Linked DNA regions of Homo sapiens: region 2 is linked to region 1. Evidence: chromatin loops called from intact Hi-C (ENCODE). Cell type or tissue: tibial artery. All regions are shown on one strand.

Region 1 (8,000 bases):
CTCAAAATAATGCAAATACGTGGAAATTAAATAACTTGTTCCTGAATGATCATTGGGTCAATAATGAAATCAAGGTAGAATTTAAAATATTCTTTGAACTGAATGATAGTAGTGACATAACCTATCAAAACCTCTTGGATACTGCAACCGATATTACAACTGATACCACAGAAATACAAAAGATCATTCAAGGCTACTATGGACATCTTTACATGCATAAACTAGAAAACCTAGAGGAGATAGATAAATGCCTAGAAATATACAACCATGCAAGAGTAAACCAAAAATAAATAGACTCTGAACAGACCAACAACAAGCAGCAAGACTGAAACAGTAATTTAAAATTACCATTTTAAATGGGAGCAGCTCACACCTGTAATCCCAGGAGCAGCTCACACCTGTAATCCCAGCACTTTGGGAGGCTGAGGCAGATGGATCACTTGAGGTCAGGAGTTCAAGACCAGCCTGGCCAACATGGCAAAACCTCATCTCTGCTAAAAATACAAAAATTAGCTGTGCATGGTGGTGGGCACCTGTAGTCCCAGCTACTCAGAATGCTGGGGAAGGGGAATCGCTTGAACCCAGGAGGGAAGCAGAGGTTGCAGTGAGTGAAGATCGTGCCACTGCACTCCAGTCTGGGAGACAGAGAGAGACACCATCTCAAAAAAAAAAAAAAAAAAAAAGTTACCAACAAAAAAATTTCAGGACAGACGAATTCACAGCTAAATTCTATCAGACATTCAATTCAAAGAAGAATTGGTACCAATCTTATTGACACTATTCCAAAAGATAGTGATAGAGGGAATCCTCCCTAAATCATGCTATGAAGCCAGTAACACCCTAACACCAAAACCAGGAAAGGGCATAACAAGAAAAGGAAACTACAGACCAACATCCCTGATGAACATAGATGCAAAAATCCTCAAAAAAAAAAAAAAATCTAGCTAGCCAGATCCAACAGCATATCAAAAAGATAATCCACCATGATCAAATGGGTTTCATAGCAGGAATGCAGGAATAGTTTAACATCTGCAAGTCAATATATGCTATATACCACACAAACAGAATTTAAAACAAAAATCACATGATCATGTCAATAGATGCAAAAAAAAGCATTTGACAAAATCCAACATCCCTTTATGATTAAAACTTTCAGCAAGATCGGCATACAAGGGACATACCTTAAGGTAATAAACACCATCTATGACAAACCCACAGCCAACATTACACTGAATGGGAAAAAGTTGAAAGCATTCTCCCTGAGAACTGGAACAAGGCAAGGATGCCCACTTTCACCACTTCTATTCAACACAGCACCAGAAGTCCTAGCCAGAGCAATCAGACAAGAGAAAGAAATAAAGGGCTTCCAAATAGGTGAAAAGGAAGTCAACCTGTCACTGTTTGCTGATGATGACTGTTTACCTACAAACCCCTAAAACCCCTCCAGAAAGCTCCCAGAACTAATAAAAGAATTCAGCAAAGTTTTCATATACAAAATTAAAGTATACAAATTAGTAGCTCTTCTATATGCCAACAGCAACCAAGCTGAGAATCAAATTAAGAACTCAACCCCTTTTACAATAGCTGCAAAAATAAAAAATAAAATACTTGGTAATATACTTAATCAAGGAAGTGAAAGACGTCTACAGGGAAAACTACGAAACACTGATGAAAGACATCATAGATGACACAAACATATAGAAACATATCCCATGCTCATAGATGGGTAGAATCAATATTGTGAAAATGACCATACTGCCAAAAGCAATCTACAAATTTAATGCAATTCAAATGCCCATCAATTAACAAGTGGATGAAGAAATGTGATAGATAGATAGATAGATAGAAAGATAGATAGATAGATAGATAGACAGATCTACAGATAGATAGATACCTAAATATATATATATATTATATACAAAATGAGTGCAAGCTATGTGACTGTACATAATATGTATCTGTATGTATATATAGCACAGAAACCACAGAGTGGCTTGTATACTGGTGGACCTGAAGTGGTACACATGATCGGGGTGACTTCCAGCAAATTTTGACTCTAGAATCAAGAACTTCTATATTTGCTGATACCTCCCTCCATAATGTAACTGTGACTGTACATAGCTTGCACTCATTTTAGCCAGCAGCAAAAAGCTTAGTCAAAATAAAGAAACTTTTCAAAGTTCAAAGAGAAAAATCAATTAAATAAAATAAAATAGGATACCATCAGAATTCCCACACTATAGATGGGGAAACCATTGTATAGAGAGATTAAATAACTTTTTCAAATTACCCACCAGCAAAAGTATTTGCCTTGTCTTCTCAGGATCCTCACTATTATGGTAGCCTTCTCTCCTTTCTTTCTGCATATTCTTTTTTTTTTTTTTTTTTTTTTTTTTTTGCCCTTAACCAAAACCAGGACCTATCTAACAATATAATTAATTCACTAAAAAGAGTCAGGCCAAGTCATTTAGCTTAATGTGTCACATTTCCAAGATAGCATTTGTATTAAATAAAGACCTTAAGTGTTTTAAAAGAAAAAAAAAGAAATGGAGTTAAACATGTAAGAAATGTCCTCAAATCTAAGTTGCAGTACTCCTACACTGATGAAGCTTGCTGACTAGGACTTACATTTCCATTGTAAAGCATCATTATAAAAGTGCACTTTCTTCAGGGAAAAAGATACCCATGACTTTCTCCCCACGGTTCAAGTGCAGTGCTATGTTTTCTTCACTGTGGGAATATTTTCTAGAAGCAGCAACAAACCAATGCCTGTCTCTTGCATACATATTATGAGGCCCTATTGCAGCAATGCATGTCAATTTGAATAAAGTTTATAATTCCTTTCCCTCTCTTTTCCTCCCCCATCTCCATCCAGGAATTGAATTTACAATCATGGTGCAATATACAAAACTTTCTAACCATGGTAGGTAATTGAGTGAGAAAAGATGAATTACATATAGTTTACAAAATTAGAACTACCTAAGATGTCTATTCTTTTCTGTGAACATATATATCCTTTACACTAGACTGATATTCTTATAATCTGGTGGGTTTTTTTTTAAGTTTCTATGGTACGGCTTTTAAATTTTTCTTCAACTCTTCACTATGGAGCATAATGTTAGTTAGGATTACTTTTGATAATTCACTCTACTGGTTTTCATACATTAAAAAAAAAACATATTGAAACCTGTCCATCAGACATTTTGCAATTTAACAAAACTTTGAAATAAAAAGCTTTCCAGAAGTTTTCAGAGTGAAAAATATGATCAAATAGTGTAAGCCAAAGCCAAGATTTCAACTTGAGACTTCGCCATTTTCTTGGGCTCTACGGCTATTAAGAAAAACATGGTAGGCAATTTGTAAAACTAAATGACATTTTTTGGAAGAAAAAGTCCTTATATAAATTAGATTACAGTGACATTTTGCTGACATATGAACCACTAGAATATGGAATTTAATAGATGACATCTGATTCAAATCCTATCCAAGAAGTGTGTTACCGGAAGTAGCACAAACGCCTCCACATGGCATATGGCACAGGCTCACCTAGAGAATTCGCTAACACAGCAGCCTCTAAGGACAGCACAAAAGTGGTTCTCTTTTTGAGTTTCAAAACCCTTCAGAGCATTGAGTGATATTTTTCAATCTTGTAAGCATTGCTTTTTCAGTGAGGCCTTTTCCCACTCTATATAAAATTCCATAACCCCTTCCTAATCTCTGAACGTTTCTCTGGAATGCATGGTTCAGAATGCCTCTTCTTGTCTACAGGGACAGAATTTCTTAACTGCAAAGTAGGAATGTCCCAGCATGGTGAGATACAAGGGTGATATGGGTGGCTTCTCCCTTTCCTCATTTATTAATAAAACTGACTCTTATTTGTCTGCAAATAAGGGAAGAATTTAATTTCCCACTGCATTCAAATGATTCTTAGAAAGATCTGTAGTTCATGACCCTGAATGAAGCAGGAAGACGCAGGGAGTAAGATGCTGGAAGGAAGAAAGGAATAAGAAAGAAATACATTCTTCGGGGTTTTACTAGGGTCGTCTCTCTCTTTCCCATTTCCTTTCCTCCCTCCTTCCCCTTTTCCCCCTCCTCCTCTTCCTTCTCTTCCTTCTTCTTTTCCTCTCTCTGTCTCTCTGTCTCTGTCGCTGTCTCTCTCTCTCTCTCTCTTCCCCACAAACCCCCACCTCCGAGAATGATAATGAGATTAGACCACAGGACCAGCAGAGAGGAATGTTGAGTCACAGAGCTGGAGTCATAAGCACACCAGCATGAGGACCAAAAAGTCAGGAATGAACTGAGCTTTCAGATTCTGCTCATTACAATAAATTCTTGCCAAAAAAATAAAAATAAAAAGTGTAGATTTTATTTCCCTTCTGGTTATTTCAAAACCAGGAGGAGGGGCACTTTTCTTTGGTCCCTTGTTTAAATCTTGTACTGGAAAACCCAAAGTGAAATCACTAGAACTACAGTCCATATGGTATGGAATGCCATGTTTGTCTGCCTTCCACAAGGCTAGAATTTTATTTGTTAATGCATTATAATTAGGTTCAAAATGGAAAGGCTTAACGATTGCTTTCATATTTTTAATGCTAGATGTTATACAGGAACTAGTGCAGTGATCTCCAGAGTGGGGTAGATAAATCACAGGAAGTCTAAGATAGCCCACTGAGGTATGAAAACAAGTCAAAAGTTATGCTGATTTTTATAACAAGAAGAAAAAAATAATCATAACTAATATTTAAAGTACAAATAATGGCATCTTCACTAGGTCCATATATCAAGTGCCACTCATCATGTTTAGTACATGGGGTCTCCAGAGGGAACATTTTGTAATAAACAGGGGTTGACAGTGGAAGCTTCAGTCACTGATCACTTTCAGCTTGCAGATCAAATTGTCTAGACATAATTTCTCTAATCCTCAAAAAGTAGCTTTAAAAGATTTTTCAAGGCTGAAGATAGTGCTAATAATATAAGCAACAAGGAAATGTAGAACTAACTCTTCTGCTTTGGGGAGAGGTTCTTCGCTAATCACATCATGAGATTTTGAAAAACAATGGCAATTTTCATCAGATATGACAAGACTTGCCATTGAAACAATAAAAAAATTATTGGAAATATGGACTTATATCCAGCAGTATTGAGAATGAACCGTGCCTAAAATGTATGAGCTAAAGATAATTTTTAAAAATTAGTCTTGTTTGAAAAGTTATGAATTTTTATGTAAAGTCTTATTCTAATAAAATATTAGATTTTTAAGAAACTGTAGTTTTTTTAAATTCTATTACCTGCAAAATTCTCTCTAAAACTTCCCTGACACATGAAAAATTCCTGTGCTGAAATGCTAGCCTACGCCATTGTAGGAAAGCTCAAAATTATCAGAAAATTCTTCTTTTAACAAGTTGGATACTGTGTTCTTGTAATTTGTTTTTCTATTTCCTAGTCATTTAAATATTTTCCAGATTGAATATTGCCAGTTCCTACCCTACAAGTACCATTTGTATACCCTTTGCTATTCTAGTTTCTCATTTGTGGATGGATTCCAGTTTCTCTCTCTCCAACTCAAAAAACTCAACACATCACTCAGGATTGGATCTAACCATCGTGGCAGGCAATCAAATAATTGTCATTCTTGCTCAGTTACTTCACCAATATTAAATAAGAAACCATCAGGTACCAAGCACTTTTTAAGGCACTGAGGCACAGTGATACAAAGTATATAAAGTCTTGCTATGATAGAGCTTAGGCTCCAGTGAGCTGGCCACAGACAATTAGTTGGTAAGGGAAAAAAATAAATAAATAAACAAGAAAAATAAGACTTAGACATAGAAGCCAGACAGTGAAGTACAACAAGGCAATAGGTCAGAGAGCGACTTGGTGGCTAATTTGAATTGGGTGGTCTGGAATAGCCTTGCTGAGGAAGGTTACATGTATATGAAGATCTAGAAGAACCTTCCACACAGAGGCACAGCCAATGCCAAGGCCCTAAGATGGGAAGCAGTTTAGCATTGAGAAACTGAAGCACATCTGGCAGGGCTGGAGTAGAGGGAGGCAGGGAGAACAGTGCAAAATGAGACTGGAGATGCAAACAAGGACCAAATAATGAAAGACCTTGCATGACATGCTAAGATTATGTTATTTTGTGCTGATTTCATACTGAAGTCCCTTAATGGTGTCAGTATCAAATCTCTCACTGCTTCCCTTTCACACCTCATAAGTACTTACTGCTAATCAGCCAACCATTGCTGTAAGCTCTCAGACTGCCACCTCTAGTCACAATACTATGAGTTCTCTCAGCTCTACAAAGCATTGGCCATTGCCGCATGGAGAGATGCATATAAAAGTTGTCTCTTCACAATCCAAACAATCTGCTGATTCTTCCTACCTTAGCAGCTCATGATATGGCACTTTGTGTTCAGTGCCTGGACAAAATAATATTTCTAAAGGTCATAAATTAAAATTGTAAGCTATTCCTGGAAACAGCAAAATAAGAATGCTTGATTCATCTCTAATATTATGGTACTTGGTATTCTTGACTGCCTTTTTTTTTTTTTTTAAGACAGAGTCTCATTCCCGTCACCCAGGCTGGAGTGCAGTGGCATGATCATGGCTTACTGCAGCCTCGACTTCCTAGGCTCAGGTGGCCTCCCACCATACCCTCCTGAGTAGCTGGGACTACAGGCATATGCCATCAAGCCTGGCTAATTTTTGTACTGTTTGTAAAGATGGAGTTTCACTATGTTGCCCAGGCTGGTCTCAAACCCCTGGGCACAAGTGATCCTCTTACCTCAAACTCCCAAAGGGCTGAGGTTACAGGTGTGAGCCACCACGCCCAGCCTTGGCTGTTTTAAAGATTAAAAGAATAACAAGACAAACAGAATCAAGAGCTATCAAAATTAGGATAAGAATTTAAAATTAATAATATGAGTGGTACAATAAGCATATTTAAATTACTTCTCCTTGAAATGCGACTTAAGAATTTCAAATCCCTCATAGCTTCTTCCTCTGTGACCTTACTTTTCAAAGTAAAATGTTCAGGTTTTCATGACTTACAACTGTATATTCACAAAAACAAATATGTTTTTTGCTTGAACTTACAAAAGGAATTTTCTGGCCTATTTTCTTGTAATTACCATGCACTTAATCTTTGATTAATGGCTCATATGTTGACACATAGTTCATAGTTTATTTTACACTTCTAAATCATTCTCTACTATAAATAAAAGATTTGTGTCAAAACTACACTTGGAAATTTTATTTTGAATTGATTATTAAAGCAAAGCTAAGTCCACTAGTAAAATATTGTTGAATCACAGGTGAACCTCATTTAACTGTATATTTTGGATTGATCTCCTTCTTCTTAAAAATTACCATGTAAATTGATATCGTTGAAAAACAATTAGAAACAGATTTATAATCTGTCAATGATCCTATACAACACTCTCCTATAACTCATCCTTGCACACATGAACACATATCCTAAGGTACTTTTACTTTTTGACAGTACATTGGCACACAGCTCGCTCAATACTAATGATCACTTTTTACACTTATTAGTGTGACTGTGGAAAATTAACATTCAAGTTTATATGTAATAATAAACTAACTTTTGATGGAGTATTCCATGTACATTGGTCGTTATGAACTGAATTGTGTCTACTAAAAAAATTCATGTAAAGTCCAACCCCTGGTACCTCACCGTATGACTGTATTTGGAGAGAGGGTCTTTACAAAAGCTATGAAGTTAAAATTAGGTCACTAGCGTAGGCCTTAACTTAATATGATTGGTGTACTTATAAGAAAAGGAAGTTTAGACACTGACATGTACAGAGGGAAGATAATATGAAGACACAGGGAGAAGACGGCCATCTACATGCCAAGGAGAGAAGCCTGGAGTGGATTCTTCCCTCGCAGCCCTCAGAAGGAAACAATCTTGTCAATATCTGGATTTTGAACTCCTAGCATTCAGAGCTTGGAGACGATACATGACTATTGTTACA
Region 2 (8,000 bases), 59 kb after region 1:
AGTGAAATAAGAGAAAATAGGAATATTTAGGTCATATAACAGCATCATTTTTTTTTTCAAAATAGAAACAGATTGTTGTACAGAATCCAGCAATCCTGGTGGAAATACTCTGCAATGGAAGCATGTTTTCCATTAACTTAAATATTGTGTTAACCTCAATCAAAAATATACTTTCTTAAACTAAATACAGAATTTATAGTTTTGAGAAACAGAGCCTACAGTCTAAATGGGCAAAGGAACTGATGCAAATGACTCTGTCCCACATGATTAAAAATATTCTTAGTTTTATTTTGTAAAAATGAAATTAAAACCTAAAATAGAATTTATTCTGTCACTCAACCAAACATTTAGCCATGTGTGGTATCTTTTACATCTCCAGAGTCCATTTTCTTTTCTCATTGCTGTGTACTGTCTTGAGGCCATAAGGACACGGTTTCTCTCTATTCAATAAAACTACTCAAGAAAAACTTCTCACACACAGACAGCCTCTATCATCTCAAGACTCTTGGAGGCTGACATTGCAAGGCAGATCTTTCTACTAAGCTAGTGAATCTGAGAAGTATTGTCAGAGCTCTGTCCTGTTAGAAAGTGTATTAGTCCGTTTTCACACTGCTACAAAGAACTTCCCTGAGACTGGGTAATTTATAAAGCAAAGAGGTTTAATTGACTCACAGTTCCACATGGCTGGGGAGGCCTCAGGAAACTTACAGTTGTGGCGGAAGGCTAAGGAGGCATGTCTTACATGGCAGCAGGCAAGAGAGAGCATGTGAAAAAGGAACTGTCGAATGCTTATAAAACTGTCAGATCTTGGTGTGAACTCTCTCACTATTACAAGACAGCATGGGAGGAACCACCCTCATGATCCAATCACCTCCCACCAAGTCCTTCCTTCGACACATGGGGATTATGGGGATTACAATTTGAGATGAGATTTGGTTGGGGACACAGAGTCAAACTATATCAAAGAAAGTGATGCAACAGGTAATATATTGTATATCTGAGTTGCACTCTGGGCTTTTGGGCTTAATGGGAGTGTCTTGCTATGAAGAAGAAAGATGTATGGAACAAGGAGGGGCAAGAGCCTTCACGGGAGGCTCAGGCCTCAGAGACTGCAGCCAGCTTTGGATCTTGCCTGTGATCCATGTATTTCTCCTGTACTTCATCTTTGCCTTTTGAGGGACCAAACAAATGTGGAAACTTAATCACGTCTTCGAAAGAAAGTGAGAACAGGCAGTGGTGGGAGAGAAGCAGTGCACTGTTGGAAGAAAGAGTAAAGGTCCAAATAAATCCTGTCTGAAAACCCAAGGTAATAAAGTGGGCCCTAATCATGAGAGGAAGATTTCAGGTTAACGCTACCATGCATCCTCCTTTTGCAGGCAACCTCTTCCTCTGGCTGCTAGAAAAGGAAGAATCCTCTTCATATATCCAGCCTTAGAGGTGAGCAAAGACCAACTCTGTATTCATTTGACATGAAATCAAACATTTCTGGGACTAGAAGAAGTGATTTCCCAGCCCAGAAGACTATGATGATAAATACAACCTGGATTACTGCAGTGTGGTAGGAGTGGGGTGGGCAAATAACCTGGTGTTTATAACGTGTTTAGAAGACTCAGAGTGCTTGATGCTAATTCCCAAGAAGCTGAGTTTCGTATAGCAATGCCAGGGATATCATCATTCCATAAATCTCGTTTACACCCTTAGTCACTAGGAAGCTTGGCTTTTTTATTACATCTGACGGTTGCTTCCACAATCATAAACATGATCCTCTGAATCATTTCCACTCTTTGAAAATGTTAGTTTTAATGTCACACGTAAATTCTGCCATAGCACTAATATTCACAATTTAATTTGCAAAACCTTTAATCCAATATATGGTCTCCCCTATCATTTCGCTGGAAAACAGAAAATTGTGAAATTCTGTGACTTATTCACTCTACAGTGGAGCAGAACAACTCAAGACCCATCAATCACATGACCAGTCATAGGCAAGTTTAAAGTACACGTTGTTTTTCAATCACCAGAGCACATTAGATAGTAGGCTCTTTTGCAAAGCAAACTCCCAAAAAAAGAAACATAGGCTTAAATAGTTATCATTCTCATTAAACATTTGTCTAGTTCTCTCTTCACTTGAAACAGATGTTAAATCATTTGGAACTTCCCTTTGCTGAGTCCTGTCCTCCACAGAGGCTTGTTCTCTGTCTCTTTCTCACCCTCTGTCTTCCTCAGGTTAACAACTGCCCCAAGTACCAATCTATAAGGGATACTGCCTATCACTGGGTGTTAAATTTCCACTGGAAATTTAAGATGTAGAAAATGGTATTGACCATAATATTTTCCAAGGAGAGGACTGCATATGTTTACAAAGAGAGCTTTAAGTCATTTGTAGCCAAAAAGACTCTTGAGGTGAATCCTAGAATTGCAAATAAATGTTTGCTCCTCTGCCCTGTCAGAAATGTGCAAGGCTCCTGTTTGGTAGAAAAGAACATGCAAGTTTTGGGGCCTGAGCTGAATTTCTCCATTAATAGAGAAGAAAGCGGGCTCTCCAGGAGGTGGTCTTTCTCCTCTTGTTCCCCAACCAGTGTACACCCCTCCTTTAAATTAAATGTAGAGAGAATATTTAAAGACAATGGTTTAAGGTGGTGCTGTATTAGTAGGCTATCCAAGACACTTGTATGACTCAAAGCAACCAAATGCCCTGCTCTTTTTCTCTTCTTGACGCTGCTCTCTCTTTCCATTTTTCTTGACTTGTTTTAATTTAAAAATTAAAAATGTAATTCTTCCCTCACAGATGTGAGCTAAGTCTCAGCTCTTCCTTTTATCTCCCAACTCCTGATTCAACTAAGCAAACAAAAAATACCTTCCTTTTCTATTCTTCCTTCTACATGATAAACGCAAAAAGAAGGAAGGCAGAGAGAGAGAGAAAGAAAAAAAATAAAAAAAGAGAGAAAGAAAAAGAAAGAGAAAGAAAGAAAGAAAGAAAGAAAGAGAAAGGAGAGAGGGAGGGAGGAAGGAAAGAAAGAAAAGAGAAGAGAGAGAAAGAGAGAGGGAGGAAGGAAGAAAGAAAGGAAGGAAGCAAAGAAGGAAGGAGGGAAGGAAAGAAAAAGAGGAAGGAAGGAAGGAAGGGAGGGAGAGAGGGAGGGGAAGGGAGAGAAAGAAAAACAGAAAGAAGAAAGGATGAAAGGGGGAAGAAAGAAAGATTGTCTAGAAAAATGCATGATAGTGTTTTAGCAATCATTCAAATGAATCATTCATAACTGTTTTCTCCAATCAGAAATTTGTCTGATTCAGAAAATTTAGAAGTATTTAAAGAAAAGAAATTTGTCTGACACTACTTCTCTTTACATTGCTGAAAGTGGATTTAAATCTACTTTCTCACTCCAAAAATAAACTTCAGATAAATTTATATTCTCAGCAACATTCCAAACTCAAACACTTAGCTCACATATAACCCACATATATGGTCATATGAATATATGACTTGAAAAAGCTACATAAGTGAAAAATGCATAAAATGAATAGTTTCTCTTGCATTATAATCAACAATGTCCTTCAAGGTTTGAGGACAAAACATTCGTTAAAATTAACCACTCAGATAACTCAGATGGTAGTGTCAGATTTAAATCTACTTTCTCACTCCAAAAATAAACTTCAGATAAATTTATATTCTCAGCAACATTCCAAACTCAAACACTTAGCTCACATATAACCCACATATATGGTCATATGAATATATGACTTGAAAAAGCTACATAAGTGAAAAATGCATAAAATGAATAGTTTCTCTTGCATTATAATCAACAATGTCCTTCAAGGTTTGAGGACAAAACATTCGTTAAAATTAACCACTCAGATAACTCAGATGGTAGTGTCAGAGGCATTTGAACCAGAGCAACTCCATCTTAAATAGAAGCTGGGTAAAATGAGGCTGAAACCTACTGGGCTGCATTCCCTGAGGGTTAAGGCATTCTAAGTCACAGGATGAGATACGAAGTCAGCAAAAGATACAGGTCACAAAGACCTTGCTGATAAAACACGCTGCAGTAAAGAAGCCGGCCAAAACCCACTAAAAGCAAGATGGCGACAAGAGTAATCTCTGGTCATCCTCATTGCTACACTCCCATTAGCGCCATGACAGTTTACAGATGCCATGGCAACATCAGGAAGTTACCCCATATGGTCTAAAAAGGGGAGGCATGAATAATCCACTCCTTGTTTAGCATATCATCAAGAAATAACCATAAAAAATTGGCAACCAGCAGCCCTCAGGACTGCTCTATGGAGTAGCCATTCTTTTATACCTTTACTTTCCTAATACACTTGCTTTCACTTTATAGACTTGTCCTGAATTCTTTCTCGCTCAAGATCCAAGAACCCTGTCTTGGAGTCTGGATCTGGACCCCCTTCTGGTAACAGCAGCCCCAGTCAAAGACTCTCAAAAGCATAACTCATTCAGAGGTAGGCAGACAGAATGAGACTCCCAGGGAGCTTGTCCTGCTTCTCTGGAGTTAAATGGAAGGCTCACTTCATGATCTCACTCCTTGATTGCCCAACTGCATTAATTTTTTCTGGTTTTAGTTCTTTTTGTCTCCAGATCTGAGCACTCACCTTGAGAACTCTTTGCTAGACCCAGTATGTTAGTCCATTCCTGCTGCTGTCACAAAATATCTTAGACTGGGTAAATCATAAAAAATTTATTTCTCACAGTTCTGGAAACTGGGAAGTCCCAGGTCAAGGTGGTGGCAAGTTCAGTATATAGTGGAGGCCCTGTTTCTCACAGATGGTGCTTTCTCTGTGTCCTCACATGGCCAAAAAGGCAAGGCAGCTCGCTTCAACCTCTTTTATAAGAGCATTAATCCCACCCATGAAAGTGGAGTCCTCATGACTTAATCACTTCCCAAAAGGCCCCACCCTTTAATACTATTGAATTGGGAGTTAGGTTTCAACATATGAATTCTGGGGGCACATCAACATTTAGATCATAGCACCCAGTAACTAAATGATTCATTAGCTACCTAAGGACCTACGGGCTAAAACACATTGGTAAATTATAGTAAACTTATGCTTACTGTGTGATTTTAGCACATTTACCAAGTGCTTCCAAACAACTGGCTTATTTGTCCATGTCTTCCTCATACAAGATAGAACAAGTAAACTTATTCCTCTTTTATGTACAATGATTACGGAAGTGAAATAGCAACCTTTTGCTGCTTTAAACAATACATTTATTCAAACATGATAATAAAAATGAAAAATGGATCAATCCTAAAAGATAATAAATGAATACATCTCAAGTTGGCAATTCACAAATTATGTCAGGCAGAGCACAGCCTGACTCATCAACCCCTCCCAGTGTCCCTATTTTGAAAACTCGTGATCTAACTGTTATTAAGTGTTTTGAATATCTAAAGTGACTGCCAACAAGACTGTCAGCAGTAGGGCAGGATATCCATCATTGGCAACAAAAAGAGGGCAAGTTGAACACAAATGTTACAAGACAGAGACAGAACAGGGAACATTTTAACCTTGCTCAGGGCATGCCCTTAGAAACTATAAGGATTGATGATGCATCAAGATTAATTTGATGACTTGCATTTCAACCAAGAGGGCAGATTTTCAGGAACGCATATTCTGACTTGGAGCTGGGAAAGGCACAAACCCTGGGCCCAGTCCATCTTTGGGGACTGAGAACAGAGAGTTGAGAACTCATCTTACTAATAATTCCTGCAATATTGGAGTGTGTGTTTTTAACTTGGAGTCAGACACACTTTTCCTCACCCGCAGAGTGGACAGTAAAAGTAATCCAGAATGTTGCATCTGTGTTAGCTCTTCTTAGAAGGGCCTGGAGCTGCTACAGGAAGTTTCTCATTTGGAATTATGAAGTTCTTTCTTCTCTTGGGCCACTTTCTCTTGCAAGTCCAGCTGGGCATTACCCTGCCCCGTGGAATTTACTCCAACACAGAATCCTTCATGCTTAACCCCAATTCCACTGTCTGGGCCTTCGGAGTCAGAGCCAAAGCTCAGCAGCAGATAAAGTACAAAAGCTAGCAAGGTAGAATTTGAAGCAAACTGCCCTGGTGTATGGTTTTTAGGGCTGCCATAACAAACTACCACAGACTGGGTGGCTTCAACTACAGAAATTTATTGTTTAACAATTCTGGAGGCTGAAATCCTGATATCAAGGTGTCAACAAGGTTGATTTCTCCTGAGGCCTCTGTCTTTAGCTGGTAGATTCCTGTGTCTACACATGGTAGTCCCTCTGTGTGTGTCTACGTTCTAATCTCCTCATTTTGTGAAGACACCAGTCAGCTTGGATTAGGGCCCACAATAGGACCTCATTTTAATTTAATTACCCCTTCAAAGACCCTATTTCCAAATACAGTCACTTTCTGAGGTACCAGGGGGTTAGGACTTCAACAGGAGCTGATCATAATCACAAAAGACACAATCCCAAATATCATCATCTTGAAATCCTGAAAGATCAAAATCCTGAAAATACAGAGACAGCCAGGTGGGAGGGGGTCCCGAGAGAAACTCCAACTGGCCTGCACACTGGGAGGAGCATGCACTGGGGTGTAGCCACAGAAGTTCGCGCCTTTGCAGCAGCGAGGAGCCTGGCCCCTCCTCTTCCTGGGTGGTACCCAGGATTCAATCTGTGAGGCAGGAAGCACACTAGCGGACCCTGGCTTTGTGGAGGGTCCCTATTTCCCCTTTTTCCCCCTTTTGCCCAATAAATTCCATTATTCTCACCCTTCAAATTGTCTGTGAGCCTAATTTTTTATGGCCATGTGGCAAGGACCCACATCTTTAGTGGAACTAAGGAGAGAGTCCTACAACAATATAATTCTGGAAAAAATGACTTTTAAAATTCTTTAAGATGGAGCCAAGATGGCCGAATAGGAACAGCTCCAGTCTACAGCTCCCAGCGTGAGCGACGCAAAAGATGGGTGATTTCTGCATTTCCAACTGAAGTACCGGGTTCATCTCACTGGGGAGTGTCAGAAAGTGGGTGCAGGACAGTGGGTGCAGCACACCAAGTGTGAGCTGAAGCAGGGCAAGGCATCGCCTCACCCGGTAAGCGCAAGGGGTCAGGGAATTCCCTTTCCTAGTCAAAGAAAGGGGTGACAGACAGCACCTGGAAAATCGGGTCACCTCCACCCTAATACTGTGCTTTTCCAACAGTCTTAGCAAACGGCACAACAGAAGATTATATCCCACGCCTGGCTCGGAGGGTCCTACACCCACGGAGCCTTGCTCCTTGTTAGCACAGCACTCTGAGATCAAACTGCAAGGTGGCAGCGAGGCTGGGGGACGGGTGTCCACCATTGCCGAGGCTTGAGTAGGTAAACAAAGCGGCTGGGAAGCTCGAACTGGGTGGAGCCCACCACAGCTCAAGGAGGCCTGCCTGGCTCTGTAGACTCCACCTCTGGGGGCAGGGCATAGCCAAACAAAAGGCAGCAGTATCCTCTGCAGACTTAAATGTCCCTGTCTGACAGCTTTGAAGAGACTAGTGGTTCTCCCAGCACGCAGCTGGAGATCTGAGAACGGACAGACTGCCTCCTCAAGTGGGTCCCTGACCCCCGAGTAGCCTAACTGGGAGGCACCCCCCAGTAGGGGCAGACTGACACCTCACACGGCTGGGTATTCCTCTGAGACAAAACTTCCAGAGGAACAATCAGGCAGCAACATTTGCTGTTCACCAATATTCGCTGTTCTGCAGCCTCCGCTGCTGATACCCAGGCAAACAGCGTCTGGAGTGGACCTCCAGCAAACTCCAAAAGATATGCAGCTGAGGGTCCTGAGTGTTAGAAGGAAAACTAACAAACAGAAAGGACATCCACACCAAAACCCCATCTGTACGTCACCATCATCAAAGACCAAAGGTAGATAAAACCACAAAGATGGGGAAAAAACAGCAGAAAAACTGGAAACTCTAAAAATCAGAGCGCCTCTCCTCCTCCAAAGGAATGCAGCTCCTCACCAGCAATGGAACAAAGCTGGAT

Evidence for each region. Peaks named below come from ENCODE experiments on the same cell type or tissue, not always from the same donor. Only the 100,000 strongest peaks of a DNase experiment are listed, where the experiment ranks them.
Region 2: it touches region 1 in a loop (7-fold over the local background); 2 of 110 quality-filtered maps call a loop at or near these places.

Annotation. Positions count from the first base shown.
Region 1 is chr21:28,611,250-28,619,249 of GRCh38, forward strand. It overlaps a transcript of HEMK2 not described here. Among named protein-coding and RNA genes, the nearest start is that of LINC00161, 76 kb to the left of the region's middle. In tibial artery, no CTCF peak of the experiment used is centred here; no DNase peak of the experiment used is centred here.
Region 2 is chr21:28,670,042-28,678,041 of GRCh38, forward strand. It overlaps a transcript of HEMK2 not described here. Among named protein-coding and RNA genes, the nearest start is that of LINC00161, 130 kb to the left of the region's middle. In tibial artery, no CTCF peak of the experiment used is centred here; no DNase peak of the experiment used is centred here; H3K27ac peaks cover 1,766 bases.